2 separate regions of the Homo sapiens genome follow, and region 1 is linked to region 2. Evidence: chromatin loops called from intact Hi-C (ENCODE). Cell type or tissue: psoas muscle. All regions are shown on one strand. Links, peaks and the distances in the headings refer to the core of each region. The heading gives the core; the rest is flanking DNA. Region 1 has its middle 220 kb from the start of BRINP1. Region 2 overlaps BRINP1 (BMP/retinoic acid inducible neural specific 1).

Region 1 (16,742 bases), core at 4,487-12,486, 63 kb after region 2:
TTTTATACATAGACATTTTTCCAACTAAGGATCAACTAAATCCTTGGATGTTCATAATAATCTTAGGCTGAGTGGAGGTCGATCTCTTCTTGAGAATTGCTTATCAGTGACTCCAGCCTTAGCAACTCTAAAAACCTAAAAGGAGGAGGCTGCCTGAGTAAACTCTTATCAATATTCCTTCTCTCTCTAAATTGTTACCAGGACCTGCAGTTACACATGTGATGCCATTCCTTACTTTTCAGTATTGGATCTAACTGTCAGCATTTGCAGTCAAGGAACATAGTATATTCTCTCACTACTTTGTCTTGGAACCCTCCTCCCTTCTCAGCAAACTCACAAATTGACATGGATGCAAAGAATGCAATGGGATAGATTTGAACCAATGAGTGGGAAATAACATCACGTTTACTAAATAAACTTGTCACCTAGTCAACTTGGGGGAAATTACAAATCTCTTTAATTTTAATTAATTTGAGGAAAGTTACAGATTTCTTTGCGATATCAAAAGCTCTATCTAGGTTCCTTCCCAATAAAAATGTACCTTCATATACACTTTTGAAAAATATTTCACAGATGCCTTAACAACTTTTCTTGAACATTCTGGAATGCTACCAGCCTTGGGTGAGTACCTCTGATCTAGTCTAAACCATGAGTTTAGTTTCCTTTTCACTATTTCATGCATAGTTTGAACTAGGATCACTTACCAAGTTAATATAACTTGCATAGCACCCTCCTGCCCATCAGAGAAGGCAGTCTTTATATAAAGATAAACATCTTGATAGGAATGGTAGTTATGGTCACTTTAACAAAACCTTGAAATATATCATAGAAACACATTTATTTAGTAGATACATTATTTGTGAGTATTAACTGAAAGAAAGAGGCTTCTAAACTGGCAAGTAAAGAGTTAGGCTAAAGGATGAAAAAGAATGCCTTGGTATATATGGCATAATCAGTAGACAGAAAGCATCTAGATCACTGAACCTGGGATAATGGTGGGCATGAGGTTTGAAGGAGACATTGTTAAATCAGTAAAAGAAAAATATCTGCCAAGTAGCTTGGAATAAACAAATAGGTTTCATGAATCACAAGTTGAATTGCTCTCTGATTGAATATTTGACCTCCACTCCCAACATCCCTCACTTGGTAGGTGTCCCCTGAAACTGTGTTGATTCTACTCAAGGGCCAATCTCTCCCTAAGAGTGGACAATGAGCCTTTTCCACAGTTCAGGCTTCATAGTCTTCATGAAACTTCCAGATGGAGGTATTTATCCCAGTCCAGGAAGAAAATGGCCTGGATAAAAATTTTAAACAAAAAGCTGCAGAGCTGATGATGGGGAGAAATAAGGGATACCCACACTGAAAGTCTGAATTTTGTGCTGATGTCACCAGAGATGACTGTGCTTTCCCTGTCTAGTGATTCCCCTCAAGCTTTAACCAGGGAGCAGAGATTGTACTGACTTTGCCACAGGCCTGAATGCATAAGGAGATTGTAATGCCTTTATAAATTAGGGATGATTATAAACACTGCCAAGGGTTTGTTAATTATATGGTGTTAATGGTGTAAAAGATAATTATAAATTAATAATAATGTCACCTAACATTTTGTGAGTGCACAAAAGTATTCTGAGCTTAGAGACTAGACCCAGGTTCTGGGTTTTTCCTGAATTTTCAGGCACCTACAGAACCAGAATTAGAACTCAAATTTTCTAATTCCCAGATTAGTGATTTCACCATTACACTCAAGCTTATTCCTGACATGAGAAAATAACAGGGAGCATACAGCTGTGGCTAAGAGCACAGATTTCAAGACAGGAAATGGGACATAGAGCTTGGCTATATACCAGCTGTGTGACTTGACTGAGATATTTAACCTCTCTTGCTTCAAATGTTTCTTCTGTAAAATGGAGATTCTTAGTAGGTCCTCCCTAAAATGGGTGTTATAAGAATTAAGTACTTTTAAAAAACCTAGAACAGTGTCTGGCATGTAAGGAGCCTATCTATTTGTTAAATAAATGGCACAAATAAAAAATATAATTTTGATAAACAGATAGATAGACAAATTCATCTTAATAATAAACTAAAATTAGTTGAGCTCATGGCACTAGGGAGAGCCAAGTACTATAGTACGAATTTGATGCAAGTTATTTTATGTCTTAGTCTGTTAGGAGTGCTATGACAAAATACTGAGACTGAGTAATTTATAGGCAACAAAAATGTATTTTTCACAGTCCTAGATGCTGGAAAATCTAAGATTAAGGCATCAGCAGATTCAGTGTCTGATGAGGGCCTGTTCCTCATAGATGGCCTTATTGCTTTGTTCTCCTCACATGGTGGAAGGGGCAAGGGAGCTTGAGCTTCTGTTACAAGGTCACTAACCCAATTAATGCGACTGTAGGGTCATGGCTTAATAACTTCCCAAAGGCCCCACTTCTTAAAACTATAATACCCTAAAACTTGGGTATTAGGTTCCAACACATTACTTTTGGAGGAGAATAACCAACATTCAGATCATAACATCTTATTTAACTTCATGGCAACCCAGTGAGGTGGGTCTAATTAACACTTCAGTTTACACACAAAGTAACTGAGACTTAGAAAAGTGAAGTAATTTGACTATGGCCATGCAGCCAAGTAATCTGACAGGTGGCCATGATGGAATTATGATTTGTCAGTCTCCATAAACAGGTCTTCTAACTTTGCCAAATGCAATTTCCCCAAAAGATACAAATAAATGCTCTAAGAAAGTTATCTGTAAGGATAGCTCAGACTCTAAAGGCATCTGGTACCTCTCCTTTAATACAGAACCATGAAATCCCTCCGTGAGCCAGAGTCAAGTGTATCTGGATAGTGCTAAATGTACTGACACCTGGAATCATAGAGCTTCCGCCTGTTCTGGAGGGCAGATTTTCCATCTGGAAGAATGTAGTCTGACTCAGAGCACAGATGCATTTCTTACTCCTTCTCAAACACCTCAGGGAAGCCTGCTGGCTCCAGGTAGGGCTGCCAGCTCTCTCTGGCAAAGCAGTATTGACTGTGCATCACTCTTGTCTGGGAAGGAGTGGTACTAAGGGAGTGAAATGGGCAGACACTGAGCAGTGGCATGGGTATTTTAGATCAGGAGATGAAAACTGTAGTCTGTTCCCCAGCACTAAGGCACATAATGAAGGCCGTTGATCTCCAGCTCAGCCAGTTCCCATATTTCATCATAGTGGGTAGAGCGGGGAAACAGTCTGGTCCAAGCCCCGTGAAAACCTATCTGAGGTCCAATAAATGTAGACCAATATAGCTTGAGGGGATTTTTAGCATGAATGAGGAGGAGGAATGACTTCTGTAGACAGTAAGTGGGGCCCTGTGAAGGCATCATTGTCCTTGTTCAGCATCCTCTGTCTTTCTACTTTCTCATATTATTTGTGTCTCTCTGATCCCAAAATTCCAAGAATTTTTATCCTTGACCATAAGAAGTGAACCAATTTCCCGTCTCTTATGGTGACACTGAAATTTTTGACAGGCAGAATGAAGACACCTTATCATAATAAGAAAGTTTAAATGTTTACGAAAGCATTACTTCTATAAGTGATGTCTCCGGAAAAGGGAACTATAAATGCCATTTTCTGCTCTTCTAGGTTCAGTCAAGTCTTAGGATTCAGCACACATTGATAGAAGAGGAAAAGAAGGCATATAATTTTTACTGAGCCTCTGTGATGTCCCAGGTATTTAAAATGTATCTTATTTAATTCTTACAAATCTCTAAGACAGAGTTATTATTTCCATCATACAGGTGAGGAAACCAAGGCACGAGAAAGGGCTGGTAACTTCAGTTTTGCAATTACTGATTTAGCACAAGTGTTAAGACATGAGGATGATATGGAGTGGTTAGGAGCAGGGGGCCAAAGGCCTGAAGGGGTTTACTTCTTGGTTCTGGTCTTCACAAACTGTGTGGCCGTGGAAAGTTACTAAATCTCTGTAACCTCAGTCTCTTCATCTGTCATGTAGGTAGAATAACTCCTACTTCATCTTGTTGGCATGAGGACACATCTTTTGCCAGGGTGTCATCGCTTACATGAGTTAGTGCAGTTAAGGCCCTGTCTATAACTTCCTGGCACCTAGTAAGCATTCAACTGAAGTTAGCTTTCATTATTCCCTTGAGCCAGGCATGGCTCAAGACCAAGACTTGGAATCATTGTCCCTTTATGCTCCTTGGCCTTCCCTATTGTGTATGTGTCTCCTCTGAAATCCTCTCCAGCACAGGAACTGAGTGGAAGAGTTAGAGATAAATCTCTGCCTTCCAGGAGTTCACAAGTGACCAATGACAACAAATGTACTTTAAACTCAAAATGGCAGCAGGGTACCATCAGAGGAGACATCATTTTTAAATAATTAAAATGGAATCTAGGCTGGGCGTGGTGGCTCATGCCCGTAATCCCAGCACCTCGGGAGGCCAAGGTGGGTGGATTACCTGAGGCCAACATGGTGAAACCCCGTCTCTACTAAAAATAGAAAAATTAGCCGGGCATGGTGGCACACACGTGTAATCCCAGCTATTCAGAAGGCTGAGGCAGAAGAATTGCTTAAGCCCAGGAGACAGGGGGTTGCAGTGAGCTGAGATCATGCCACTGCTCTCCAGGCTGGCAGACAGAGAGAGACTCTGTCTCCAAAAAAAAAAAAAAAAAAAAAAAAAAAAAAAGGGAATCTGGAAACAAGAGAATGAAAGACTAAATTTGTAAGGGAAGGAGCTCCCAGCGACTGTTCCCAGTGTCCTCTCCCCTGACAAAGCTTCCTATAGCCTCACCCCATTTCAAGGCAATCAGGGATGTTGCTTAGCAACCCCACCAGGAACAGTGGAGTGAGTTCTGTCCTAGTAGCATTAAGGGTTGCTACTGCAGTCCTGAAAAGGACCAAACTTTCCTTTAAAACCCCTCCTCCAACACAAGGGACACCAGCAAATTGGAGGCAACTGGGAAGAGAGTCCTCTGAGGGGTAAGGATGAACAGAAGGCAGGTAAAGGGGAAAATAATCCATCTAAGTTAGTGGAAAAATATAGAGAAAAATATTATTCTTATTTTCTTCAAGCACTGCAAACACTTGGTGGGTTAAGAGAGATTTGCCAAGCCAAGAACTTGGTGAGTCTGCTTCACTGAATTTTGATGTGGCAATTGAGGCCAGCAGGACATGCCCAGTGTATTAGTCAATTTTCACGCTGCTGATAAAGACATACCCAAGACTGGGAAGAAAAAGACGTTTAATTGGACTTGCAGTTCCACATGGCTGGGAGTCCTCAGAATCATGATGGGAGGTTAAAGGCACTTCTTACATGGCAGTGGCAAGAGAAAAATGAGGAAGGAGCAAAAGTGGAAACCCCTGATAAACCCATCAGATCTCATGAGACTTATTCACTATCACGAGAATAGCACAGGACAGACTGGCCCCCATGTTTCAATTACCTCCCCCTGGGTCCCTCCCATACATGTGGGAATTTTGGGAGATACAATTCAAGTTGAGATTTGGGTGGGGACACAGCCAAACCATATCACCCAGTTGCCAGCTCCTGTAGGCAATCACTCCCAATAGCTGCAGCCTCTTGGTTACCACCTACAAGTTCAATCTCAAAGTAAGATATGGAGAAAATATTATCCTTAGTCAGTAGAGACTGAAGGTGTTAAAGTTCAACTCTATGTTAATTCATTCAACGCATATTTTTTGAGGCTTGCAGTTCAGATAGGCAGTTGAGCATTAGTTTTTAAGTGTGATACATGTTAAGGAGAGGGAAGTTTAAGATGCTATTGGAGTGCACGACATGGACTCTTAACCTAGATTGGACCGGGAGGGGAAGGTTGCAGAAAGCACCTGAGGATCTGATGTTTAATAGGAGTCTTGAATGATAAGTCAAATTGAATGAAGAGAGCAAAGGAAACATTTTTCCATGGGGAGTACACAGTTTAGGCAGTGGTCCAGTTCAGCTGGAAATGAGAGAAGTGGATGAACTGGGGATGGGGACACAGAGTAGTAGTAGCAGAAGATAAGGGTATTAGGCAGTCATATGACGAAGTCTTGCAAGTCATATGAGGATTTTGGACTTTATCCTAAGAGCTACTGGCAGCCATTGCAAAATTTCCAGCATGACGAAATATAATCAAAAGTACCCAGCATCCATTCAGCCTTTCTGCTATCCCATCCTACTCTATTGTTGTACCACAGTATTTGGATCCCTGCTCCAGTCTCTTGAACTCCTTGATTTCCTTCTTAGATTCCCTGTCCCTGAAGAAAGGGAACCTTGCTAGTTTTTTTTTTTGTTTTTTTTTTGCCACATCCGCACTCCTTCTTTGATGTATAGAGTCCTGCTCTTGCACATGAGCTTGTAGCATCCATTTACCTGTCATTTCTTCTGTCTTTGCCTGTTACAAGACTATCAGTCATAGGGCTTATCCCTGTCACCCATTTCCATGTACTATTATGGCTGCCCCCGATGCTGTTTGATTAGACTACCTCTCCATTACTCTCTATTATCTTCATCCTCCCTATACCAGGTAACACCCATTGAAGTAGTTATCTTCCCACACACTGTAGCAGCTGTGTGTGAACCAACTACTTGCCCAGGAACTGATCCGCTCCAAAAGACCTGTCTCATTTTGAGTTCTGTCCAGAACAGAGATGACCCAAAATATTCATCCTAACCATTCACCTTTTTAGAATAGTGGCTAAGCACACTGCTTCTGGAGTCAATTTCCCTTGTGAGTGAATCTTGGCTTGCACTATGACTTAGCTGGGTGAACTTTGGCAAGTTAGTTAATCTCTCTGAGACTAATTTTATTATTCTTACATGAAGATATTGTTGCCCACCTTATGGGGTTGTTGTGAGGATTAAAAGAGACTATGAAGAGAAAATATCTGGAATAGCACCTTGCACTAGAAGGAACAAAATAAATACTGGTTCCTCTTCACCCTTCCTCTGAAAGCACATTATCTGCACAAATTTCTGGTTTTGATCCTTACGATATCTTTCTAAAATTGGAGAATCAAAGGAGATTCTGCATATAAAGCACAGATATATAGTATAAACAAAATAAATATAGCTAATATTATTCATTATTATTATAAATGAAGCAGCATACCCCAATTGAGAGATTAACTGTGTCTTATTTTCTTGAATATAGGCTCATGATTAATGAACAAGAGGTAACCATCCATATGATAATTCCTTTCTGTATATTCATATGTACCATGCACATACTGCAGTATTTGTCTTCTAAGTTCTCTTTTCTATCTTTGAGAAGGACCAGCAGCCTCTAAAACCTTCCTGTTAGTTTCAGAGGCTGTCCTGAAACAACAACAACAACAACAACAACAACAACACACCTTCCTTTTCGTTTCAGAGGCTGTCCTGAAAACAACAGCAACAACAACACACACACACAAAAACAACTCCCTCTGGGAGATTAACAGAATAGCTGAATTGCAAATCTTCATAGCTGCCATTGTTATCCGAGTTTAGAAAAATGGCATCCCATGCAGCAGTAGTGATGATTAATATTATGGGCTGAATTGGGTACCCCTAAAATTCATACGTTTTAAGTCTGAACCCTTAGTACTTCTAAATATGACTATATTTGGAGATAGGGCCTTTAAAGAGATGATTATGTTAAAATGAGGCTTTGGGGTGAGTTCTCATTCAATCTGACTAGTGTCCTTACAGAAGAGACAATTTGGACACACAAAGAAACACCAGGGTTGTAAGTCCACAGAGAAAAGGCTTTGTGAGTACATAGCAAGAAGACAGTCATCAACAGACCAAGGAAAGTGGCCTCAGAAGATTCCGAAACTGCTGACACTTTGATTTTAGAACTGCTGGCCTCCCAAACTTTGAGAAAATACATGTATGTTGTTTAAATAACCCAATGGTATTTTGTTATGGAAGCCCTAGCAAACGAATACAGTGGCCCATTAAAAATTAGGCAATCATTGTAGAGGTAGGTAGAGGCCAGGTGGAGAGAGATATGTGTTTGAATCAAAAGAGAGAATGGTTGTTTGGGCAATCCCGGCTCAGATGTCCTGAGAATGGGTGGATAGAGACCTGCATTTTGCTTTCCTACGGAGAACTGGATCAATGCAACTGCTGCCCTAGGTGCCTTGGAAAATGGATGCCTGGTGTGTGTCCTTGAGGCCAGTATCTAGGTCCTCTTGTGAAGACTGTAAGACCATTAAGAGGACACCACAAGTGGCCTCAGTGTGACTCTCCATGGAAGCAGCACCCTCAAAGGATGCCTTCACAACATTTCCAGAGACTGTTTGCAAGGCAGTGGTTTGACCACTAACCGGACCTCTGCCTCATTTTCCTGGGGCCATATGTGCAGAATTGATGCAGTCTCCAGAAGGAGGTTGCAGGGAGCTTCATTAATGAGTGCAGTGGTCATCCTGCTAATCAGGTGGGAGGCAATTCAGAACCAGAAATAATATATTTTAAAAAGAAAGACATGTAACATTTCTAGCATCTGTATGTTGTGGAATAAACTAATATCCATCATATATAAATAGAGCAACTAGAAAGTCACAATGTATATTAAGGCAAGAGGAATACTTATTTTGATCTCTGTTGCATTCCTACTGCAAGCATAATGTCTGGCACCAGGTATGTGCTCAGTAAGCATTTGTTGAATAAAAAAAAAGAAGCATTCATATGTTATTTCCTTCATTTCAGAGACGCACAGGCAGAGGCCCAAGCAGTAAAGAGACCTCACCGAGATCATGCAGTGAATCAATTGCAGAGACAAGGCAAGATTGAAAACATTTTGACTCCAATTCCAATGCTCTGCTGAAAGCCCATGTAGATATTTAACATCTTTTCTGCCTGGGCCAGAATGTGCAGAATTATCTAGTGTGACAAATCCTCTTTTCCTCCGTCCCCGTGCAAAGGGAATTGCCATCTTCTGTGATCATCAAGCTGGCAACATCAATCTGGAAGTTTGTTAATGACACTGACCTAAATCTGTCACATTGCAAGAAACTCTTCACAGCAGCTGGGATTTGCTGCCATATAACAGCTTTATGGTATGTGGAACTCTCTAATAAGCTGATTAAAAAATAAAATGTTTGAAGCCTTAATATGTACTTTTCAGACATCTGATAAGAAGGAAAGTGAATGGAAACCTCAAGCTGAGTGTAAAAAAAGCAGGGATCCTGTTGTATGAGAAGATGCACATCCTTGGGTTGAGGCACTTTCTCACAGTTATCAGAGCAAAGGTCTGGCATGACCATATCCTTGTTTAAACGTTTCTTGGTGGTTTGTCTTATTGACAGTTCAGTACATGCAGAATAAAGTCATAGGTAAGCAGTGGGCCTTCTTAGGATGAATTGACTTCTGACTATGGCTATGAAACAGGACCATTTTATCACTTATGTGCCTGACACTGACGTGTGCATCTATATCTCTAATTCTCTAAAAGACTCTGAAGGCAAGATACACATGGCCACCCTCATTTTACTAAATAGGAAACTGATTCTCAGCAAGTGTCTTTGGTCTTGAAACTTTGGAGTAGCAGGAGTCACACAAGCTCTGTCTGACACTCACGCTCATATTATTAAGCCATTCTTTCCTTCTTTCAAATCAAGCAAATGTGAGCACCTACTATGTGCTTGGTACTGCAGTTAAATGGCTTGCTACCTCAAAGCAAAGGAAAATGTACTAGAAATCTTCCTCAATTCAGAAAGTTTTTACAGTGTGCTTGAGTGTACCAAACTTCTAGTTGAAATACAGATCTCATTATTATCAGCACTTTTCTATTATAGTAGGAAACCTAATCTCATAGATGAGCATTTTATAATTAAATATTGGGCAGAAAACAAAAGTTAATTTAGCAGAGCTGGGTTACTTAAACCGTGCACATTCCCAAGCAAGATTTGTCTTCAGGGCTGGTCTTTGGCCAACTCTTAGGAGAGGGGTTCTGAGCCTTGCTTTATTCTGCTTGATGAGAGTATTTTTGTATGCTTAGGGCCATGGGCCATGCTGTACCATTTTGACCAGATAGCTTCTGCTAATAAGTGTTGTTTATGGTGAATCCCTGTTTTTGCTCTGGAGATCTGGAATCAAAATAGTTGAGATCAGTTATACAGATGTTGCATGTCTATGTAACCAGTCCCTGCTAAAAATCCTGGACATCAAGATTCAGGTGAGCTTCCCTGTGAGGCAACACTTCACATGTATTATCACACAATGTTGCTTGGAGAATTAAAGTGTCCATGCAACTCCACAAGGACTGGACACCTGGAAGCTTGCATGAGCAGTTTCGCTTGGACTTCACCCTATACAACTTTTCCCTTTGCTGATTTTAGTTTGTGTCTTTTGCTGTAATGCTCTTTAACAGTTAATATAACAACTTCTGTGAGTTCTTCCAGTAAATCATCAAGCTTCAGGGTAGTCATGGGCACCCCTATATAACTATCTGCTTCCCCACTCATCATCTTCTTTATTCCTCTTCACACTCCTGAGAGCAACTGAGCTGGCATATCCATTCTGTGAATAAGGACTCCTGGGCTCACTAAGGTAAAGTGCCTTCTTTGATGGTGTTTTAGGGGGTCCAAAGTCACCTGCAGTCTAAACCAGCTGACCTTGAGAATGGTTAAACAGTTGGAGATCTATGTTTTGCCTGTCTCACTGAAAAAGGAGAGGACTGTGGATGTGGCTTAGGTGCACATGATAAAGGGCTCTCTATGACTACATCCCAGAATTATGGGTACACCCACCCAGTCACAAATGGCCCTGGATGACTACAGTCCTCTGTGAGGAATGAGTTTCCCTCCCAAGCTTATGGCATGTTAGGGAGAAGACTGATGCACGACTTTGCAAGGAGACAGAGCCAGAAAGTCACTTGATCTCTCAAACACAACTGTCAGAACAGTCACTGCATTCTTACATGAGGAATAAGTGAGGAAGTAGAGAGATTCATGGAACATGCTTCTGATTAATAGGTGCCCTTCTATGCAGACTCAGTGACAGAGAGGAAAGAAAATTGCTTGGATATTTCAGAAAGTCAGCAGTGCTGCCAGAACTAGAACTCCCAGTGTTCCTGGAGGCCAGGACATGTCCTCCGACAACATTCTACATTGACCTCATGGCAAACACTGTGCTTTTTATTGTTGACTTCTGACTCTGAGGGTCTCCATGACATAAGATACTGCCAATGTTTAAAATACAAAAAAGCAATAAACAACCTTCATTGAACTCAATTAGCACCATATAGTTGAGGAAAACAACCTCCCTCCCTAAAGACCCAGGACTATTTCTAAAAGACTGTGCCTGAAATATAAGATAAGCATAAATCTTTAGTTCTTCTCAAGCTATTTTGCCTCTATCAGAATGTGGCCAGATATTCAGACCTGGCCCCATCAGCCACTTCTTAGTCCTGTCTCAACTCTCTCCCCTTTTATAGACTAAAAAAAGCTGTTGTGAAACATTAGGCTTCTGTGTCTCAGCTTCATTCATTCATTTGTTCATTTATTGAGCACTCATTAAGCATTAGCTATGTATTAAATGTTAATCTATATTTTGAGGCTGCAAGAACAATGAAGTCCTTGCCTCAAAGGGTTTACCCTCAGTTTTAAGAAGTAGAGCATGCTGATGAAACATAGAAACATGGACTCCCAAAACAAAGACAGACTTATTTGCAGGATACAGTCAAGATATAGATGAGAGAGTGGTACATCTTATTTGCACTCTAAAAACACCTACTTCTGCCCTGTCATTCACATCAGCTCCCCATTTTCTCCCCAACTTCCAATTACCTCTTTTTGCCCCATTCTTCAGTTATTCCCAACACCCACTCATGATTTGACTAAGTGCCCTCAGTACCTATATCCCTCACCAACCATGATGGTTTGGACCAGATGCTCTACTGAGCCTAGTGCTCAGTCTGTACCAGTTCAATTGCCATTCAGATTTGGGCCTTGCAGCCTGCCTTGGCAACTTCTGCAAGGCTTTTGCCGGCAGAGCTCAAATTGCACCTCCAGAGACCTAGAGGTTGTGTTGTACTTTCTATGGCAAGCGTATGGCCTGGAATTGCTTATCCAAGCTGAAACACAATCCACTCACCTCCTGGTTTGGGGGCATGATTTAAAGCCTTAATGGTGTCTCATCGATTTCTTAAGGTATGCTCAGAACTGGCACTCTGCTCTTGCATATTTTAATCATTACTGTTTCATTCTTGCATCCTGAGGTGATTTTATTGGAAGAATACATGCTTGAAGAAGTTGAATTAAATAAAGATAAATCTCATTAATTCAGGCTCCACTAATTCAGGCTGTACTCAAACATAACTTTGTGTTATCCAGAAGTAAAAAAGATTTTCTAAATAAATTAATGATGGAAATAAGACCTCAGGGGGAAGAGAATGTTTCACCTGTTTAAAAGGCAGTGCTTCCAGACACTGTAGGGATTTCACAAGGGCCATCAACATACAATTTCCTTTGTGTTTGTTTATTAAGGCTAAAGACTTATTCATCAAATACAAATTTCCTGTTTGGCAAACCTTTCCTTTAGTTTGTTATTTTGTAGAGTTGGAAAAAAATAAGGCTACACATCTTTTAAAATAGTCACCAAACCTAATCCTCTCCATAATGCTAAATATATTAGAGACATATTGTATCTACACATAAATACATGTGAGCACACATTAAAAATACAATGGAAACCTCTTAAAATGAAGTGGCATATTTATGGTGGGTAGGAGAAAAGGTGATTTTTATTTTCTACTTTATATTTTTAAGTATTTTCTGTAAAGAATTCTTATTTTTATCATCAACATAAACATGTAAAAAATCACTAAAGTTTTTGAATACCTAACAGGTCTTTCTTCCCTCCAAATAGTATATATTAAGTAAAGCTGAGTCATATTCAGCATTTATGAATGAAAAGACTTGGTAAGTAGTGTGAGAAGCTGTTGTACCACAATTCCAAAATTTATCTTTAGGCCACCATTGTTGGAAGCAAACAATCAGGCAATCCATTCAATTTAGAATATGAAGGGAGCCTTGAATATCTCTTACTTTGCATCAGCAACCACCTGTTATGATCATGGCAGGATTGTGGGAGAAGTCGAGGAGGATGTTGATTCTGCCTTTGTATGTGTTCCACAGAAGTTCAGAGGTGTCTTGGTCAAACTGAGGCAGCTGACACCCAGCACAGTAGACTCTGTGGTAACTGAATACCTTATAAGCCATTAGAAGTGCTAAACACCTCCCATTAAACTTCTCCAAATCCTATTGGTTACCATTACAATGATTACATTACAATGACTGCAGGTGAATTGAATATCTTATTTGTTCCAGGTAATTTTCCATGCACTTTGAAGATAGAATTTACTTTTTCACCACAAATAATCACAGATTGATGCTCAGGGATAGGGAAGAAATTGTCCAGGTTTCCACAGCTGGTGCACTACGGAGGCGATATTCAAAGCCACAGTCAGCCAAAAGAAAGCCCCTACCCTCAACACCATACAGCACTGAGTGCCACAGCCTAATAGCCAGACCGCATTCCGGCTGTTGCAAATATCCATCCAGGCAGTGCACTGGGAACTTCAAAGGGCCTTAGTGTTTGCTGGTCATTCTTGAATTTTGATGTTTGATTCTTGAGATAAACATGAGGTTGAATTGACCAGATACCTCCCTTGAGACTGGAACATATTTATAGGCTCAGAGAAAGCACAGTGTAAAGAAAGAGCACTAGATTAGGGGTCTAACAGTTTTGAGTTTTAACCTCTGCTTCTTCTCCTAATTGAATATATGATCTTGACTTTGTGTTTCACCCCTGTAAACCTCAACATTTTAAAATCGATCAGCATATACACCAATGAGGAGAAAAAATGAGATAAAGTATTTTATAATGACTTTAAACTTTCTTTTTATTAATATAATTTTAATTAATGACATCTTCAGCTTCACAATCAACTGTCCTCAATGATCTAAGCATGCAATTCAGAATTCTCTGAACTAGATAGTGCACATAGGCTTTTGTTTAACATAGACTTCAGTAGGTCTTTCTGGAAGTAAATAGTGCCATTTTAAACAAGAATGTGAGTCCAGTCTGCAATCAGGCAGGTATTAGTAATTTCTATTTTTCTTGCCTGCCCTAACCTTCTAAAACTCAAATCATGAACTCAGATATTTTATTATTGATAGAAATAGATGTCAAATGGCTTGATAAATAACCAGTTAGGAAGGTTGTTCTTACTGTAATAATCCCAAAATCTCAGTGTCATAACATTATAAAATTCTCTCTCTCCGTATCATAGTCCAATGTCAGTTGGGTGTCTCCTCTTGGTGTCTCCTCTGTAAGTAGAAACCTGAAGATCCAGATGCCTTTTTCCTTGCAATGTCAGCATGTTAAATATGTGGCCTCCACGGATTATTACAGAAGAGAGAGAGGTTCTTACTGAAGATTTTAGAAATCAGACCTGAATATGTTGTGTATTCCTTTAGGCCACATTATATTGTCCAGAATGAGTCATATGATTTCAGCCTACTGCAAGTCTTACTGTGTGTCTAGGAAGTGGAGATGGAATCTGTGAATACGGTGGTTTCTTTTCGGGACATGGGGCTGAAACGCAGCCACAGTGCTTCAGTATGCTGAGAGTCTGTTCTTACTGGCTGGTGTCTTTGCTGTTCCAGTTGTTCAGTATTATGCTGGCTGAAATTGCTTGTTATAGTGATTAAGGGCAGTGTTGAAATAGGTTTATGTTTTGTTTCATTTCATTTTATTCCATTCCCTTCCATTTTACTTTATTTTATGAAGAGAGTGTAATTTTATTGCCACAAATTACCATCCCATATGTCTTGTAATTGGAGTCATAGAATATGTAGCCTTTCCGATCGAGGTTTTCACGTAGCAGTATGCATTTAAGGTTCATCCATGTTTTTGATAGCTTGATAACTTGTTTTTTAATCGCTTTGTTGAATTGGTGTACCACAGTTTGTCTATCCATTCACATACTGAAGGACTTGGTTGCTTCCAGCTCTTGGCATTTATAATACAGCTGCTATATATATTTATGTGCAGATTTTATGTATATATAAAGTTTCAAATCAGTTGGGTAGATACCTAGGAGCACAAGTGTTGGATTGCATGGCAAGACAATGTTTGATTTTGTAAGAGACTGCCAAAGCGTGCAAAACGTACCGTTTTGCATTCCCAGCAGCAACGAATGAGAGTTCCTGTTGCTCCATGTTGTCACCAGCAATTGGTACTGTCAACTTTTTAAAAATTTGTCATTCTAGCAGGAGTGTAGTTGTTAGAAATCCTTTTTCTTTTTTTTTCTTTTATTTTATTAAGTTTTAGGCCTTTTAAAGCTTCAAATATTCTGGGACCACTATAAACACAGCCAGACAGTGGCCTAGCAAATCCTCTTGACATTGACATTATTCACTCTGAGTGGGTGACTGGATAGGTGATGATGTAAGGGAAGATATAATTTTCCCCATGCAGATTGGATAAGCAATTGCACAGGGTTAAGCTGTATAAAATACTCATTCATTAGAGGGCTGAATGATCAGCTGGTAAAATCTCTGATTTGACCCGTCTCTTGGGCACAGTGACAGTGCCCACCACAGAGACAGTGGTGTTCTCTAAATCCATCTCCTTCACACCTTCTTGGAACATAAGTTTGTTGCTAGAGCCGCTCTGTAATCTATTTTCCATGGCAGAATTAGCTGAGAGATAGACAGATTTAAATCATCACTTAAATTATATAGAAAATCCTGACTCTAAGGTTTAAGGGAAACACAGAGACTCGTTCTTATAGAAACCAAGAAATTGATTTCTAAGGAAAAGAATGCCCCCAGGGAAGAGGACATAGCAGATATGATAAGAAAGAATCTTGAGTTAATACCTCAGAAACTAAGCTTCCAGCTATTCAACTTTCTCTTCTGTTTACACAAAGCAAATAGCTTGTGTGAAAGAATGGCCTCCATTCAAAGATAATTGATAACATCATAAGATTCAGTATTTTACCTATGTATAATACATAGGTGCAAAAACATGTGGGAGTACGTATATGAACAAACCTTCACCCCATACTCAGAGGGAAATACATTACTGAAACCAGGCAAAAAAGAATATAAAATGTACAATCAGAAGAATAAGTGAAACCAAAATTATTTAAAAGTATTCAGAAAAAAATATCTCATTGTCTGGAAAGAAAAAAGTTAACTTCAGTAAAGAAAGAAGTCCATAAAGCATTATAAAAGAAGAAAACAAGATGATAGGGTATAGACATAAAAAGTGAACTAAATTAATTTTTAAAAAATTTAGAGGAGAATAATAAAACCATTAGAGAAATTGAATCATCATTAGAAGAAAAAAAAAAGTAGAGTTAAAACTTTACCAAACATCAAAATTTGTGAAGGACAAGTTTAGAAAAATAAGATAAAATAACAAGAAATAGGAAAGCAGTAAAAGTGATCCAGAAAATTTAGCTAGGATTATAGAAGAAAACAGCCATATAAATGATTAATGTTTCTGAAAAAGAGAACAAATTGGGTAGAAAACAATATTTATAATGTAACAGAAAAACACTGAATTAAAAAAATACATACACAAAGTGAAAGTGTGTACAAAGTCTTCAAAAATTTGATTTAGCAGAAAAACATCTAAAGAGAAACATATCAAATGTGAGACATAGCTGTATAAGTTATTGTTTCTAAGATAAAAAATGACTCCTAAAGGCATTCAAACACACACACACACACACACACAC
Region 2 (15,981 bases), core at 7,959-15,958:
TTATCTTTCCTCCAACTCACCCTCTTCTTTCCCATTCGTCTTTGCTCAGCAGTATCCTCTACCAGAGATACCTTGCATTCCCATCTCTACTCAATGGCATTCTACATAGTCCTCAGGAACCATTTAAAATGGTATCTTGCATGCACACATGCACATACACAGGACTGGATTAAAATGTCCCTCCTCTCATCCCATTATAACTCTTTGATTACCCCTCATTTACAGTATGATTTTTTTTTTTATTTTACTCACCTTGCAACATATTCATTTATGTTTAGTTTTCTATCTTTTCTATTAGATTAGAGTATAGGCCTCTTTAAAGGCAAAGATTTTTCCTTGCCAATTTTACATTTCGTAATATTTAATGTAGTGCCATGGGCATAGGAATTATATATAATATAATTCCTATGTGTGTGTGTATACACGTACATACATGTATTTGCTGAATTGCTGAATTGAGTTTTTGAATATAATTGGTGCTAGACTGACAGTGGAAGATAATGAGATAAGGAAGATTAGGAGGAAGGGGAAAGGAAAGAAAGGAAGAGAAAGAAGTGTGGAAAGAGAGAAAGGGAAGGGGAAGTGAAGAAGGGGGTAGAGGGAGAGGACAGGGCAGAGCAAGAGGAGCAGTCTGATGAAGAGTAGTGTCGGTAATCCCATTTCTCAGTAGCTAGACGTCACAGATGGAGCGAAGATGACTATTTTCAAAATCATCTTGCAACAAATAGTAGAAAAAGAAAGTGTAGGAGAAATGTTTAAAAATAACATTTTTTTGAGATGCTATCCTTCTTAGACATTGAGCTTATAACCACTAGCCCATTTATCCATCCCACCAACTAAGAGTTAGGGATCATGCTCCCCACTATACAGATGAAGAAATTGAGGCTCAAAGAGGATGAAAAGACAGAGAGTGAATAGGTCTCCTTTTTCTAAAGCCCCCTCCTCTCCCACACGCCCATCACTTTATGTGGACTTGTAACCTCAGGGTGATACACTAAGTGATTGTTGCCAGTACCTGGTCTCAGCAGCAGCTTTGGGGTGAATCATCTTTGTTAGGAATTAGTCTAGAGTCACAAGCAATGGCTCATGCCTACAGCCTCTCTTGTCCAGTTAGCAGGGACCTGGAGGCACTAATGGGAATTTATGTTCCTGGCTTCCTGTGGCTCTGCCGATGAGGCCCTTTCAATGAAAGAGCAGTGCCTTTCGTGTCTTCATGAAAAATGAGATTACTGATTTCCACCCAGCTAGCTGCATCCAACTGTTGCTTTTACTTTATGAACATAGGAGCACCTTGTTCTATGCTCGCCAGAGGAGAAGGATTCTTCTCAAGAAGAAAGGGATTGAGGATATCAATCAAAGACTCAATCAGAAACCGAATAGAATGAGGAGGATGGGCAGAGAAGATTTAATTAGAAATCGGATAGAATGAGGAGGATGGGCAGAGAAGATTTGCCAGTGATAAAGACTAGTTAATTAGGCCTCTGAGCTTCCTTAGGTCTTTTAATCTGTAAAATGGGAATAAGAACACATGTATCTCAGAGCTATTGTTCTTCATTTATTTGGAAATCACATAGAAAGCACCTGATCTAAAAACCAAGAGGGTTCATAAAATAAGAATACTAACAATAACGGCTATTATTTGTGAATAATTATCATGTGCCAGGTATAGAGCTCATTTCTTTACATGAATATTTCATGTAAACCTCAACACAGTCCCATTTTTCAGATTTGAAAATTGAAGCTCACAGAAGTTAAGTAACTACCTTTTAGAGCAGGAATTTGAACCCAGATCCACTCAGTGCTGGTATTCTTAAACTCTACATAATTTTGCTTCCCAACCTGGGGCATATATATAATAGTCATGGTTTTTACTAGATCAGGAATTTATATAGCCCTTTCCATGTGCCAGCACCATAACCTTTCTAGGTTCTGCTATTTACTTTAGACAGTCTGTGATTTTCCTAAAATTACTTGCCAACTTGTGTAGGTGTGACCGATTTCCATAATTATTCTCATATTCTGAAATGGATCTATAACCGGAGAAGACAAAAAAAAACCCTAGAATAGATGATACTAGGCTTTGCAGCAACCCAGGAGTATATGACTGTAAAAAGAGCTGCTTCTGACCTACAGAAACCTGGAATCTGGAGGGAACTTAAAGACTCAGACTTGGGCAGGAAGGAGTAAAGAATTCTAAGCAAGCACAAACTGATGGGGTATAAACTGATGCTGAGAGAAGGAGTATCAGGGAGTTACTTCTTGGTATGTAGCCATGTGGGGCTATACCATTCAAATAAACTTGTGGCCAAGTACGCAGCATGGAAATCGTGAGAGATAAATGGTTGATGTGGCAATTTGGTCTATTTAACAACCATGTCCCATTAGATTCCTTGTCGATCTCATTGATTGTGCAGAAATGAGGCATCAGGATGGCCAAAACCTAAATAAGTTACCCATGATAATTAGTTTATTGACTCCATGGAGATATGGTGCCTGTTTATTTTTTAAGATGATTGGGCCACTTCTTATCTTCTTCCTAACAACTTACCTTAGAATTAAGCTCTCCTTTTGCACTGTCAACAAAGCATTTTTAATGTGCCTCTATTATATTCCAGATACATTCTGTCTTGTCTTATGTGTACAATTGTACACGTCTGCCACTAAATTGTAACTGAGATCGCTGAGAGGAGAAACCATATGCTTTTTCATTTGTTCATTATTTGCTTCTCTTTCTCATAGTGTTTAGCTTATAGTAGATGCTCAATAAATGTTTACGGTTTAAAGTTATTTGAACTGTCGAATCGATTTGTTTTGAATCTTATTTGTTTATTGTTGCAAAATATACACAACATAAAATTTAACACTTTAATCATTTTTAAGTGTTAAATTTAGCAACAGTACATTCACAATGTTGTGCAAATATCCTTACTATTTCTACAACTTTACACAACCCCCAAAACAAACTCTATACCCCCTAAGCAGTTATTCTCTATTTCCCCTTCCCTTCAGCCCCTGATAACTACTAATCTGCTTTCTGCCTCTATAGATTTGCCTATTCTGGTTGCAGTCTGCCCTCTATACCCTTGAGTTCCATATCCGTGGGTTCTGGGTCTGTGGCTTCAACCAACCAGATAGAGACTATTTAAAAATTAATAATAATAATACAACAATAAAAAGTACAAAAAGTTAGTACAGTGTAACAGCAGTTACATAGCATTTACATTGTATTAAGTATCATAAGTAATCTAGGGATTATTTAAAGTATAAAAAAGGATATGTGGAGCGTATATGCAAATACTATGCTATTTTATATAAGGGACTTGAGCATTCATGGATTTTGGTATCAGAGGGTGGTGGGAGGGTGGGATTCTAGGACCAATCCCCTGCAGATACCAAGGGATAACTGTATTTCAAATCAATGGAATCATACAATATGTGGTATTTTGTGTCTGGCTTCCTCCATTTTACATTTTCAAGGTTCATCTATGTTGTAGCATGTATCAGTACTTCATTCCGTTTTATGGCAGAATTAATACTTCATTGTATACATATACTACATTTTAGTTTTTCATTTATTGGTCAGTGGACATTTAGGGTTGTTTCCACCTTTGACTACTATGAATAGTGCTGCTATGAACATTCATTTACAAGTTTTCATTTGAATGCTTGTCTACAGTTCTTTTGAATATATACTTAAGAGTAAAATTGCTGAATCATATGGTAATTAAATTAAAAAAAGATTTGGTGTAAAAATAAGTGTATTTTGTGGCAGATTTCATTATTACATTATTGTTCGTTTCCTCTAAGAGGATTATATACATACAGTGCATTTCCATGTGACTGGCAGCACTGCACTGTGGGAGGCTCTGTGACTTTCCATTTTAGTGACATTGGCCTTGTCCATGTGATTTGCTTTGGACAATGGAATGTGAGAGACATGGTACATGACACATTTGGGCAAGACACTTTAGGAGACATTGTCTGGCATGGCTTTTGCTCTTTTCCCTTTATCATAAGAATGGCATATTCCTGAAAAAAGGCTGCACCTTTAGCCTACATCTGAAATGAAGAAGACATCTGGAGCAGAGCCAAAGCACAGCTGACACGAAATATGAGCAACAAATCAACCTTTGTGGTTATAAGCCACTGGGATTTTGAGGTTATTCGTTACCACACAGTAATTTAGCAAAAGTGCCCTAATATTAAAACACTGGATTAAATAACATAAACCACATTTATTTACTGCAGGACTTCTCAGTGTCTTGACTGTGCTAATATGTATTATGAGTCTAAAGAGGTGAATTAAGTACAGAGTTTTCTGAATGTATTTGGGTTTGGGCATATTTGCAGATTTGTGATTCTGTGGCATACAACTTGGCAAATGCTGGACCATATATACTATTCAGGTTCAATCCTGTACAAAATGACTTTCCCAAACTCCTCTACTATTATAAAAGTTAGAGAGGTCTTCTTTTTTGTTCCTATGCAAACTCGTGCATATGTATGCATATATTTTATTGTCATTTTACATTTATAAATCTTTTTCTAGTGCCAAACTAGAGCCCCATGAGGCCATAAACCATGTCATATTCACTTTTTGTATCTCTAGCATCCAGTATAGAACTGGCTTAATAAAGTGGTAAATGAAAGGACTTTCTTAATAGATGTTCAATTGAGTACTTTAATTTTTGCATACCTACTATGATCTAGCACTGGGCTTGTTACCTTGGAAAGAATGCAAAAAAAAGAGATAAAGTTATTGTCCTCAAGAATCATAATCTATAGCAATGGATCCATAACAAATTATTTGCTGAAGTTAGTGGCCAAGTCTTTTAGCACCATTGTTCTCTTAAGAATATCTTTGTGCCTATGTATTTTTTTACTCAGATCTTTCTGAGCACATGTCTGTAACTACTGAGATGAAATTTAAAAAGCCTCGTGTCTCAAGCTGTAATATTGTGAAAGAAGATACAGGTTTTGCTAATGAGGGATGGCTGTAGAGATGGGGCATGCTAAACATAGAAGACAGAACCACAGTCCTCTCTGAAACACATTCTGTCTAAAATTGCCTTCATTCAAACACGTACTCTGGGTACTCAATACTGTGCTAGATGACAGGGAAATGGTAGATGAATGAGCTGTGTTTTGCATTCAGGAAGCTTATAGAGTAGGAGAGACATGAACATGAGCACACATATGATACTGTAAGTGTCCCATTGGGATTTGAAATATGTGCAAGGTGCTTTTGGTTGCCAGCAGAGAGACTACCTGAGACCACATAAGACTTCTGGAGAAAGGAATAGAAAACAGGGCAAGGTCAGAAAATAATGTCACTTAAACAACTACCCTGTACTAAGAGCTCCACAAGTGCTATTTATGTTATTTTATTTTCAGGTTCATTGACATATAATTTACATACAGCCAAATATACCCTTTTGAGGTGGACTCTTCTATGAATTTGACAAGCATATTCAGTTATGTAACCCCCACCACAATCAAGATATAAAATAGCTCATTTAATTTTTACACTAGCTTTATGAAAGAAGCTTTGATAAGAAAACTGGGGATCAGAGAAGTTAAGCCTCTTAGCTTCTTCAAGGTCAAACAGTTAGTGAGAGCTGAAGGCAAAATGTGAACAGGAGAGAACTTGGCATGCTTGGAGAACAGAGATAATGGTATGGCAGGATATAACAAGAAAAAGAAGGGAGATGGGTAAGAGAATAATTTGAAGACATCAGCTGATCCAGGGATCAGGTAGCACAGACTCTTACAGGTACCAAATTTGGTTTGTATCATGACTTCTGTGAAGAAGCTTATATTTAAATTGAACCAACCTCTTCTTAAAGCTTCAAGAACATGTTCATGTTGAAATTTTATGAAATTGAAAAAAAAAGTATGCTGGCTTCCTTATCCTTGGTGATTTCATAAATTAAGCTATATTATCTTTTTTTGAAGTTAAAATTCTCATTTGGAAGTCCCTCTGGCCCAACCCCTCTAATCAGTATAAATCCTTTCTATTTTTATTTATTTATTTGTTGTCTTATCTCCCTCACTACAAGGTAGGTTCCATGACAGCAAGGATTGTGTCCTTGCCTTTCCTAGTTCCTTGTCTTTTCTCTAGAACCTAGAACAGTGTCTGCACATGATGGATGCCTTATTGATCTTTGCTTGACAAATGAATAAACAACAGCACAGAGCAGAATCATAGAAAAGTCAGGTTGGAAAAAATCTTGATGGTCATCTAGTAGAAGAGTTGGCAAACTTTTTCTGTTAGGAACCAGATAATTAATATTTTAGGCTTTGTGGGCCGCATGTTCTCTGTAGCAACTGCTCAACTCTTTTATCTGCATGGCTGTGTTCCAGTAAAATTTGTTTATAAAAATAGACTGCAGGTCAATTTGGCTATAGTTTGTCAACTCCTGTATCTGTTAGTATAAGCTAGGTTATGCTGTGCTAACAAACAATTCCTGAATCTCAGTGATTTGCCAAAGTGAATGCTTATTTCTTCCTTATGCTACATGGTGGTCACAGTACTACTGTGATTCTGCTCCTCCGATGGCCCCTATCTGGAACATTGTTGGACTTGTAAAAAGAGAGATTGATGAGCTCATATGTTGTTTTCTATAGCTTTGTTTGGAAAAGACACACATCACTCGCACTCATATTTCATTGGCCAAAACATGTCATGTGAACTTGTTTAAGTTTGGAGAGTGGGGATGTGTAGTTATCTCTAAGAGGGGACATTATAAGAAGGAGCACTGAATGTGGGTCAATGATAACCCACCCTACCACCTGCCATCTGAATCTTTGATGGAACCAAGATTTGTTTGTGCCATGTCACCTTTCAAACTCTGCTTCCACACTTCCAGTGTTGGGGAGTCCTCTGCTACCAAAGCAACCTGCTTCATCCTTTGAAACGTCTGATTGCTGAAAAGGTGATTTTATTGTGCTGAATTCCATATACCTGTATCTTTCACCTAAGGATTCCAAATCTTCTTAAGATCCTGCAGAGCAGATGATTTTATTTACAAACACAAAAGATTACTCTAACCAGGAGGGGACATTTCCGAATTCTTATATCAAGGAAGCAGGAACCCACTCACCAACCCCCAGGTATCTGCCTTTCCTCATTTTCCAGAGTGTAAATGACCCATCATGGAGACAGAGCTGAACTTCTGAATGAGATCATAGCCTTTTCGCCCTTTCTGCACAGTTTCACCCGGTGAATTATTGTCTTATTTTCATTCCACTCCAATGAGCTGTCAGCGATGGATACTGTAATTCACAGCAATAGAAACACAAACAGATGGGTAATTGACCTGCATGCCTTCATTACACTGGAGTTCAGCATGGCTGTTGGAGCCATAAAGTCCTTTATCTGCCAGTCTGAAATCCCTGGGCTTTCACAAGGAAGGGGATCAGGCTGACTTTTTGCAAAAGGTGCAGTCCTTGCTGTTGTTCTCCTCACCTTGTGCATTTCGGAAATGGACAGAATTTGACAAGCAGAACTTAGTGGTACAAGACAACAGCTGGGGCTCCTATAAAGCTCAGAGATATCTACAGGGGGCACATTCTGATACAAGAACAGGATAGAAAAATATTTATATTCAACTAAAATAGAACCTGTGTTTTTTCCTTCTTCCCTTGGCACTGTAAGAAATCGTGTATTTAATATCTAATGAAATAGGTCAGAAAAGAGCAAATCCATCAAAAATACCACTGTATTAGGTAATTAGGATATAGAATAAAACAAAATAAAGCTTACCAAAAACAACCTATGACAATGCATGGTCTTTGCCTTGCATAAGAAAGGCTTAGATTGACCCAAATTATGCCCTCTGCTATGGCATACTGAGTTCACTTTCTTTATCTACCTATTCAGACCATGCTCATGTTTCAAGATTCAGCCCACATCCCACAGCCATTACAAAGTCTTCCATATTCATTATTTCCAGGCCTATTTTCTTTCGTCTTCATAATAGATCACTGACTTATTCAATACTTGAAATACATTTATAAAAACCTACTATGTGCCAGACACAATACTACTTTTAATGTTTTAATCATCAATCAAGGACTTTCTTTCCCGTTCTTGAATTTTTTTTTTGCTTTAGTTTTCAATATCTGAGTAACCTCTCTGTTTCTTTAGGAGGTGGGAAGCATGCATTAAACCTCTTATTTCCTCCAACAATTCCTAATGTACTACTTGTTAAAAGGAGAAACAAGCTGAGTTCCTGTCAGCAAAAGAGCAGAATCAAAGTCAGCGATGAAGATTGGGCTATAATCTTCAGGTCTTAGGTTCACCTTCAGCTTCTGTTGATTGGATCTTCTTTCCCAGTTATCTTTTCCAGATATTCTTCTTTCCCCAGCCTCACAGAGCATGGTCAGTTGATCCAAGTGCCTGCTAGCAATATCATCAATGTTGTTGAAGGTCTCCAGAGATCCAACTTGAGGGTCCCCTAAAGTTCTTCTGTTACTTGAGTACTCCCAGTGGTTGAAACTCAATAACACAGTGAGCCCCATTTTTTTCCTGAGTCTCAGAATCCCATCTTATAATGAATAAAGATCTTTCTTGTACTATAAGAAATGCTATTTCCTCTAAGGAGCTCACAGATTTCTGCTTTGTGTCACCCTTCCCTTCAAAATTTTGATCTCTTGTGTGCAAGTACTCTTTCTTTTCTTTTCTAGGGAACTTGTAAGCAAACAAACAAAAGAAGACGAACCTTAGTCAGAAAGAAATGTGAGGGCCAAGTTGATTCTCAGCTGGAAGGAGTTCTATGCCCGTGGCCTTTTCCATGCTCTTCCCGCTGTCTAGACTACTCTTTCTGTGGATCCCTCATCCCCTAGTGCCCTTGTATCCATTAGGTCTCAGCTTAAATGCTACCCCCTAGGAGAGTGGAGAGTGCTTTTAACACCCCTAATCCAGTCCATGCTGAGTTCATTGTTCTTTCCCTGTGTTCCCTGAAAAACTTGTACTTCTCATAGAATACTGGTTTCATTGCATCCAAGCAACTAGTTTACATCTCTTTCTCTCTCTCTCTCTCTCTCTCTCTCTCTCTCTCTCTCTCTCTCTCTCTCAGTAAACAGTAAGACCTACAACAAGAGGGAGTTGTCTGCCTCATTCACCCTAGTATCCACAGCACAGCTGCCTGGCACATAGTAGGGCTTCAGGAATATGTGTGAAAGAAGGGAAGCAGAAAGATGGGAAGAAAGAAAGGAAAGATAAATGGGAAGAAGGAAGGAGGGAAGAAAATGAGGAAAGAAGGAAAACAGGAAGGAAGGAAGGAAAATTAATAGAAGAAAAATGATGGAGTGATTAAAAACGAAGACCAATAATAATTATTTTAATCCTCATATAAGAAAATGCATTCTTAGCATGTTTTATACTGGCTCAAATGGTGCTATTCAAGGAGGATTTTTCAAGAAGGGTTCAAGTTTGGTCCAGGTAATGAATGTGATCTGATATCTAGTTAAATGGGGGGCAACCTAACATTTGTTGAACACTTAATTATGACAGTGTCTTGGTCTGCTCAGGCTGCTGTAACAAAATTTCACAGACTGGGTGGCTTACACAAAAGGAAATTATTTGTCACAGGTCTGGATGCTGGGAAGTCTAAGATCAAGTACCAGCAGATATGGTGTCTGGTGAGGGAGGGACTGCTTCCTGGCTTGTAGACAGCTACAAGCTGTCTCTTCTCCCATCTCTTCCTTTTCTTATAAGGGCACTAGTCCCATCACAAGGGCACCACCCACATGACCTCATCTAAACCTAATGACTTTCCTAAGTTTCCGGCTTCTTATACCATGGCATTGCAAGTGAGGGTTTTGGCATATGAATGTATGTATGCAGGGGACAGGGAGCGCAAACATGCAGTCCATGGCAGCCGAGTTGTGGCTTAAGTTTATGCCTTTTCTCTCTTTGTTAGTATACAAGGAGATTGGGGTTTCAACCTCATAGCCAAAAAAAAAAAAAAAAAATCCCTGAGTTTCAGGGGGTATAAAACATTGCCAGAGGTCTCAACTGTGCTGGAGCCACCACAGGGGTTGTAAGCCAGGTCACCCTCGAGTGTGTCAGAACTCAAGTTGAATTCCTAGATTGGAGTCCTGGTTCTGTTACCTTAGTTGTGAGACTTTGGCCAGGTCACCTGATTTTTAAATTCTAACACCTCAGAAGCCTCGTGAGGCACTTTCTTTTCATCTTGGAGAAGGAAGCGTTTAAAGTTCAAAGTCAACACTTCCTCCTTGCAGGAGGAAGTGTTTAAAGTTCAAAGTTCCTTTGACTGTTAGGGTGCAGTGGCTTATGCCTGTAATCCCAGCACTTTGGGAGGCCGAGGCAAGTGGATCATGAGGTCAAGAGCTCAAAACCATCCTGACCAACATGTTGAAACCCTACTCGGGAGGCTGAGGTAGGAGAATCGCTTGAACCCGGGAGGCGGAGGTTGCAGTGACCTGAGATTGTGCCACTGCACTCCAGCCTGGTGACAGAGTGAGACTCGGTCTCAAAAAAAAAAAAAAAAAAATATTTATTTGATCAACAAATGAGTGCCTGGAGCCTACACTGGGCTTGACCTTAGTTTATACTCTGGGGGCCCTTAGAGGGCAGACAGGTCCCTTCTTCCCTAGAGCCTACTCTCTAATGGGGATGATAGAAAAACTATTAGAAATAAAACAAATTCAAAAGATAATTTCAGCCAGGAATTAATCCTATGAAAAAAATTGAAGATGCCTTTTAACCTGGGTCTGGGAGGGTCTGGATTATAGGACAAGGGATCAAGCAGAAATCTGAGGAGAGAATATTCGGTGCACAGGGAAACGCAAGTGCAAAGATTATGGGAGGAACAATATTGATGTGTGTATTGCAGGTACTGAAAAAAAGGCAGGGTTTTTCTGATGTATTCTCAGTACAGAAGAGAATATTAGGAGATAAGAGGAAGGAGGGAGGCAAGGAAATAGAGATATCCCATCATGTGACACAGAGAAAGAGAAATAATATCTCAGCACACAAAGACTGTATACAAGCTACAAAAAATATTGTGAGATGCACCTGTCGAAGGTGAATTGAAAGGAAAAAGAATGAGGCACAAATCAGGAAAAGAGAAGGAAGACATCTTGGGTGTTCCCACATATACATTGCCCACATGCTCTGCAGAACAGTGAAACATTCCATTTTAAATTATAACAAGATTATTTTAATATATAAAAAGATTGGGAGAAAAATATTCCATATGTTCAGTGTGGGTGAGTTGATGTTCAAATAAAACTCTCAACTATTGCCTGCCTGGGTTTTCTAAGGCAAAATTTATATGCTTGGCAATAACAGTAGCCCTTTTCTCTCTCATTTTCTCAGTTTTCTTTTCTCTCTCTCTCTTTCTCTCCGTGTGTGTGTGTGTGTGTCTGTGTGTCTGTGTGTTGTGTCTTTGGGAACTGTGGGGACAGAATATTTCACCCCAGCCGGCAGCTGTATATCTTTCAAACAGTGGTTTCACAAGCCAAATCCCCCTCCAAATTATTTATGGTTCCCATTGAAGCAGGCAGGATTCAGGCGCCCATGTAGGAGTTCAGCACTGGGCCTCTTTGTTGGACACAGGCCATCAGGAGACGACTCTGTCTGTGACTGCTGTGTGAACCTCCGCTGCCGTAGAAATGGTTATGTAACTTTAAACAGTAATGACATTTTACAGAAAAGTGCTTTTTAATTGCTATGTCTTCATTGTTCTCTTTCGAAATTGCCCAGGAGATTCTGCCTCCAAGACAGCTCGGCATGTTCTGAGTTTCCATTTTTAAAGAGCAGCCAGTTTTGTATTTTAGCTGCTCCCAGAAAACCCCCAACCCCAAACTTCATCTGTTTTCAGTTGCATTAAATGGGGTAGGTAATACTGCCTTTTGTATCCTTGCCAAATGGAAAAATGATTTGACGCAATTTTCTATAAATGCTCTCCCCAAATTCCTTTTGGGCTGGGACCAAGAATAGAATATTTTATCCCCTACAGAAGGGAGAAAGAAAATGATGAGCAAGCTAGAAAAATAGAACTGAGAATATAGTCTGTAGAGTTCCTTTAAGCAACAGAAACTTAACCCCGATCCATACACCCAGTTGCCTATGGGGGATTGGGATCAGCTAAAAATAAATTTGGCTCTAGAAGAGAAAATGGTGATATAGATAAAATGACTAAAAGAATTGTAGACTCAGAAAGAATTGCACACTCTGAAAGAATTGTAGACTCAGTTCAGAAGGGACTTTATTCTTGATTTGTTTTACCTCACGTTTTGGTATGTGTGTTATGCCCTTGTACAGTAGCCCTCCCAAACAGTCACTCAAACCCATACGGACTCATTGCTCATCAATGTGGAGCTCACTCAGTCTCACAGCAGCCCGTTGTTCAACTGTATAGCTTAATCTGCTAGAATCCCTTCCATGCATATTGACATATACACCTTTCTCAACAGCCCTGTCACCAATGCTGGTTCAACAGGCACAGAATTCTAAACCCTCCTGCTTATCAAAGCTCTGCAAATATGTGAAGACTGCCTTTTGATTATACACCCACACCTGTTTTTCTTTCATTAATCCTGAAGGTTTTGTTAAACCTTTAACCACTTTAATCAGAGGAGTGGCATCATCATCAATATCGTCATCGTCATCACATCAAAAATAAGAACAGACAACATTTATTGTTTGCTTGCTATGTGCCAGGAGCTTTTCCAGATAATTTGTAGGCATTCTTTCATGTAGTCCTCTCAATAATCTTTGTACATAGATACTAAGTGGAACCTAACAGGCAGGCTGAATATTTTGCTTGAGATGACTTAGGTAGTAAGAAGAGGAGCCAGTGCAGCCCTGCCCAGGTTTTTGACCACACCGTGCAGTGCAGCCATGCCCAGGTTTCTGACTACAGCATGCAGTGCAGCCATGCCCAGGTTTTTTACTACAGCGTGTGGTGTCCTGCCATAAGGCATGCTGGAGGAATCATCTTCTTTCCCACAATGTCCCTCTGAAAATATTCTCTTTTAGCTGCCATGTGAAGACAGGTTGAAAGGATGGGGCTTATTTAAGTATATATAAAACCTGAAGAAAATGGAAAAAAGATAAAAATCTAGAAACAACTGTGAATAGAAAATGGAAGAAATGCTGACCTTGTTGAGCAAATCCCTGATGAGTTGGATTAAGGAGTGTCCCTGAAGCATAAATGAGAAAAAAAATAATCCAAATAAGAATACAGTTCTCTTTTACACAGTGAGTAGTAGAACCATTACCTCATATTGGAAGCTAAAACTGTTTGCAGCTCCAAATGAGGTGGAGAGAAATGTCCTAAGCGAAAGTGCCCTAATGAATTAAGTTAGCCCAGATCTGTCCTTCTCTCTGGGCACCACAGACAATAGACCACTCTGCTGACTTTTCATAGGTACCAGAGTAGTGCTCATGTCCAAATAAATCCTTCTCTATCATTGGCTCTCTGTATTAAGACTTTGAATATTCAAGTATAAAGAGAGGATCATGAGATGTAATCCAGAGTGCTAATCCTGTAACCATGGGCTGGTCACTTCCTATTGGTAGACCATGGCTTCCTCACTGTTAGAGCAAAGAAGAGAAAATTAATTATCTAGTGATGCTTGTGTCTAGTGATGTGTTAGTTTTTATGTTACAGTGGTCCTATTAAATTATATCACTCTAATTATGTTACTCGTACCCTTCAAAACTACCAATGTGTACCTATGATCCACAGAATAATGTCCAAATTCCCTAGCATATAATAAAGCCCTTTGCACACTGGCCTCTGTCCCTCTCTACAGCTATTTTCTACAGCACGAGCACCTCCATTCATCCAAGTTCATTTCTTCACTAGGAATTTCCAGACACATGATGCCTTTCCTCTTTTAAGAATGTCCTTCCTGTTCTTCTTTTAACCTAGTGTTCTCTTACTTGCTTTTCAACCAGCCCAAATTCTGTCTCCTCTATGAAGGTTTCCCTGCTATCTAAACAATGTTATTTGCAGTCTTCTGCTGTTCATTTGCCTCATATGGCTCTCTCTGCTATAGGTCTATAAAGCCATGTTATGATGATGTGCGTCCATGTCTACACCTGCTGATTATATTGTAAACTCCCCAAGGGCAAGGATTGTGTCTTTTTTTTTTTTTTATCTCTACAGGCCTAGTGCCTAGCTCAGAACTTGTGTTTCATAAATAGGGTTTATATAAATACTTAAGGAAAGCACTTGAGGAAATAAAGAATAATAAACAATAATGTTATATTTTCAATAAGAGTTTTCTCCACAAATGGAAAAGGTATATACCATATGTGGCTCTAGCCTCAGTCCTACTATAACAGAATAGAGTATGCCTTTCAGAGATGGCCAAAGTCATGACCTGAGAAGTTTAAGTAAAAGTGATGCAACTGGAAGCCTCACCAATAATACCCTGTCTGGATCTAGGTTGGCCCAGAAATATATTGGTTCCAATACACAGGGAGAAATGTAGCAGCTTCAGATTCCTATGTATCACCTTTGGAAATTGTTAATGAAACACCTTTTTTTAAACCTTTCTGTTTTCCCTTCTTGCTATTCTCACACAGGTCTTCAGATAATCTTTCCTCAGTATCTGCAAGAGAAGTTTGTCCAGTCGGCCTTGAGCTATATCATGTGCAATGGGGAGGGGGAGTACCTGTGCCAGAACAGCCAGTGTCGCTGCCAATGTGCCGAGGAGTTTCCGCAGTGCAACTGCCCCATCACGGACATCCAGATCATGGAGTACACGCTGGCCAACATGGCCAAGTCTTGGGCCGAAGCTTATAAGGACCTGGAGAATTCAGGTAGAGAGTCTCACTCAGTGCCACTGCATGAGTGGCCTTGAGCCAAGTCTGAAAGGGAGCTAATCTAACTGGAATTAGGACTGCTGCAAGGGAAAGTTCAGTGACCCTGACCCTTTCACTTTGGAGTGTCCAGATGCAAGTATAATAGCTGTCACAGAGCAGGCACTCAATAAATCTCAACTGAATAAAATTAATGAATAGCATAATCCAGTTTGTGGTCATATGATGTATTGTTTCTGTCGTACCCAGAAGACAGAAAGAATAAATCTGCATAGGAAGCCTCTGGAGAGGGAAGAGTCAGAGGTAGTTGTATTGATTCCTTGGGCTGTGTATGTGTGTGTGGATATTTGTGTGTGTATGTGTTTGTGTGTGCACCCACACACTTCTGTCCATCTCTATAACTAGATAAACATACCTCTATGTGTATATTTATATGTGCATATGCATAGAGATATAGATATCCAAAGAATCTACAGACTATCAAAGCTCAAAGTCTCTTTTCTGGTATCTTAGTTATTTTCTGCCTTTCATAGTTCAGAAAAATGAGTTTCAGGGGTGGAAAGACAGTCATCCAAGCTCCTAAAGTGGATGAAGTCTGAAGTAGGATCTCTACCTTCATGGACATTTGAGTTTTGTTGGAAAGCCAGGCATTAATTATGTAACCATGCCAATGATTAGGAAATGTCAAGGATACGTCTGTAAAAAGGGAGGAGTTGCTGTGAACAAACGATGTAGAGTTGGGGGTCAATGTGGTCAAGGAAGTCTACCTTAAAAAAGAACAGAAATGGAAGTATCTGACTATGGTGCAGATATGAGAAGGTGATTACAGGTAGACCAATGGGAGGCACAAAGGGCCTAGGAGAGAGATGACCATGATGTGGGTTAAGGAGATGGTACAAGTTGTAAAAACTGGAAATGTGCAGATATGCCAACATATTTAGAAGGAAAAAATGGCAGAGCTTGATGTTAGATTGTCTACAAGAGTTGAAGAGAAAAGGGATATTGAGGTGATACTCATAAACCTCCTTTAGATAGGCATGTTAGACAACTTGATAGATGTTGATATCTTTCATTGAGCTAGAACACCCTGAAAGATTTGGAAAGAAGACCATGTGCTCACTTTTCTATAGGATAAGCTTGAGAATCCTTGAGACTTCCAAGAAGAGATGCCAAGC

What was found. Peaks named below come from ENCODE experiments on the same cell type or tissue, not always from the same donor. Only the 100,000 strongest peaks of a DNase experiment are listed, where the experiment ranks them.
Region 1: it touches region 2 in a loop (4-fold over the local background); 4 of 110 quality-filtered maps call a loop at or near these places.

What each region holds. Positions count from the first base shown.
Region 1 is chr9:119,145,815-119,162,556 of GRCh38, reverse strand. No RefSeq gene overlaps it. Among named protein-coding and RNA genes, the nearest start is that of BRINP1, 220 kb to the left of the region's middle. In psoas muscle, for the core only: no CTCF peak of the experiment used is centred there; no DNase peak of the experiment used is centred there.
Region 2 is chr9:119,212,744-119,228,724 of GRCh38, reverse strand. It overlaps BRINP1 (BMP/retinoic acid inducible neural specific 1), which reads left to right. Exons shown (of 8, transcript NM_014618.3): 6 at 14,570-14,806. Among named protein-coding and RNA genes, the nearest start is that of BRINP1, 150 kb to the left of the region's middle. In psoas muscle, for the core only: no CTCF peak of the experiment used is centred there; a DNase peak (open chromatin) is centred at 11,604.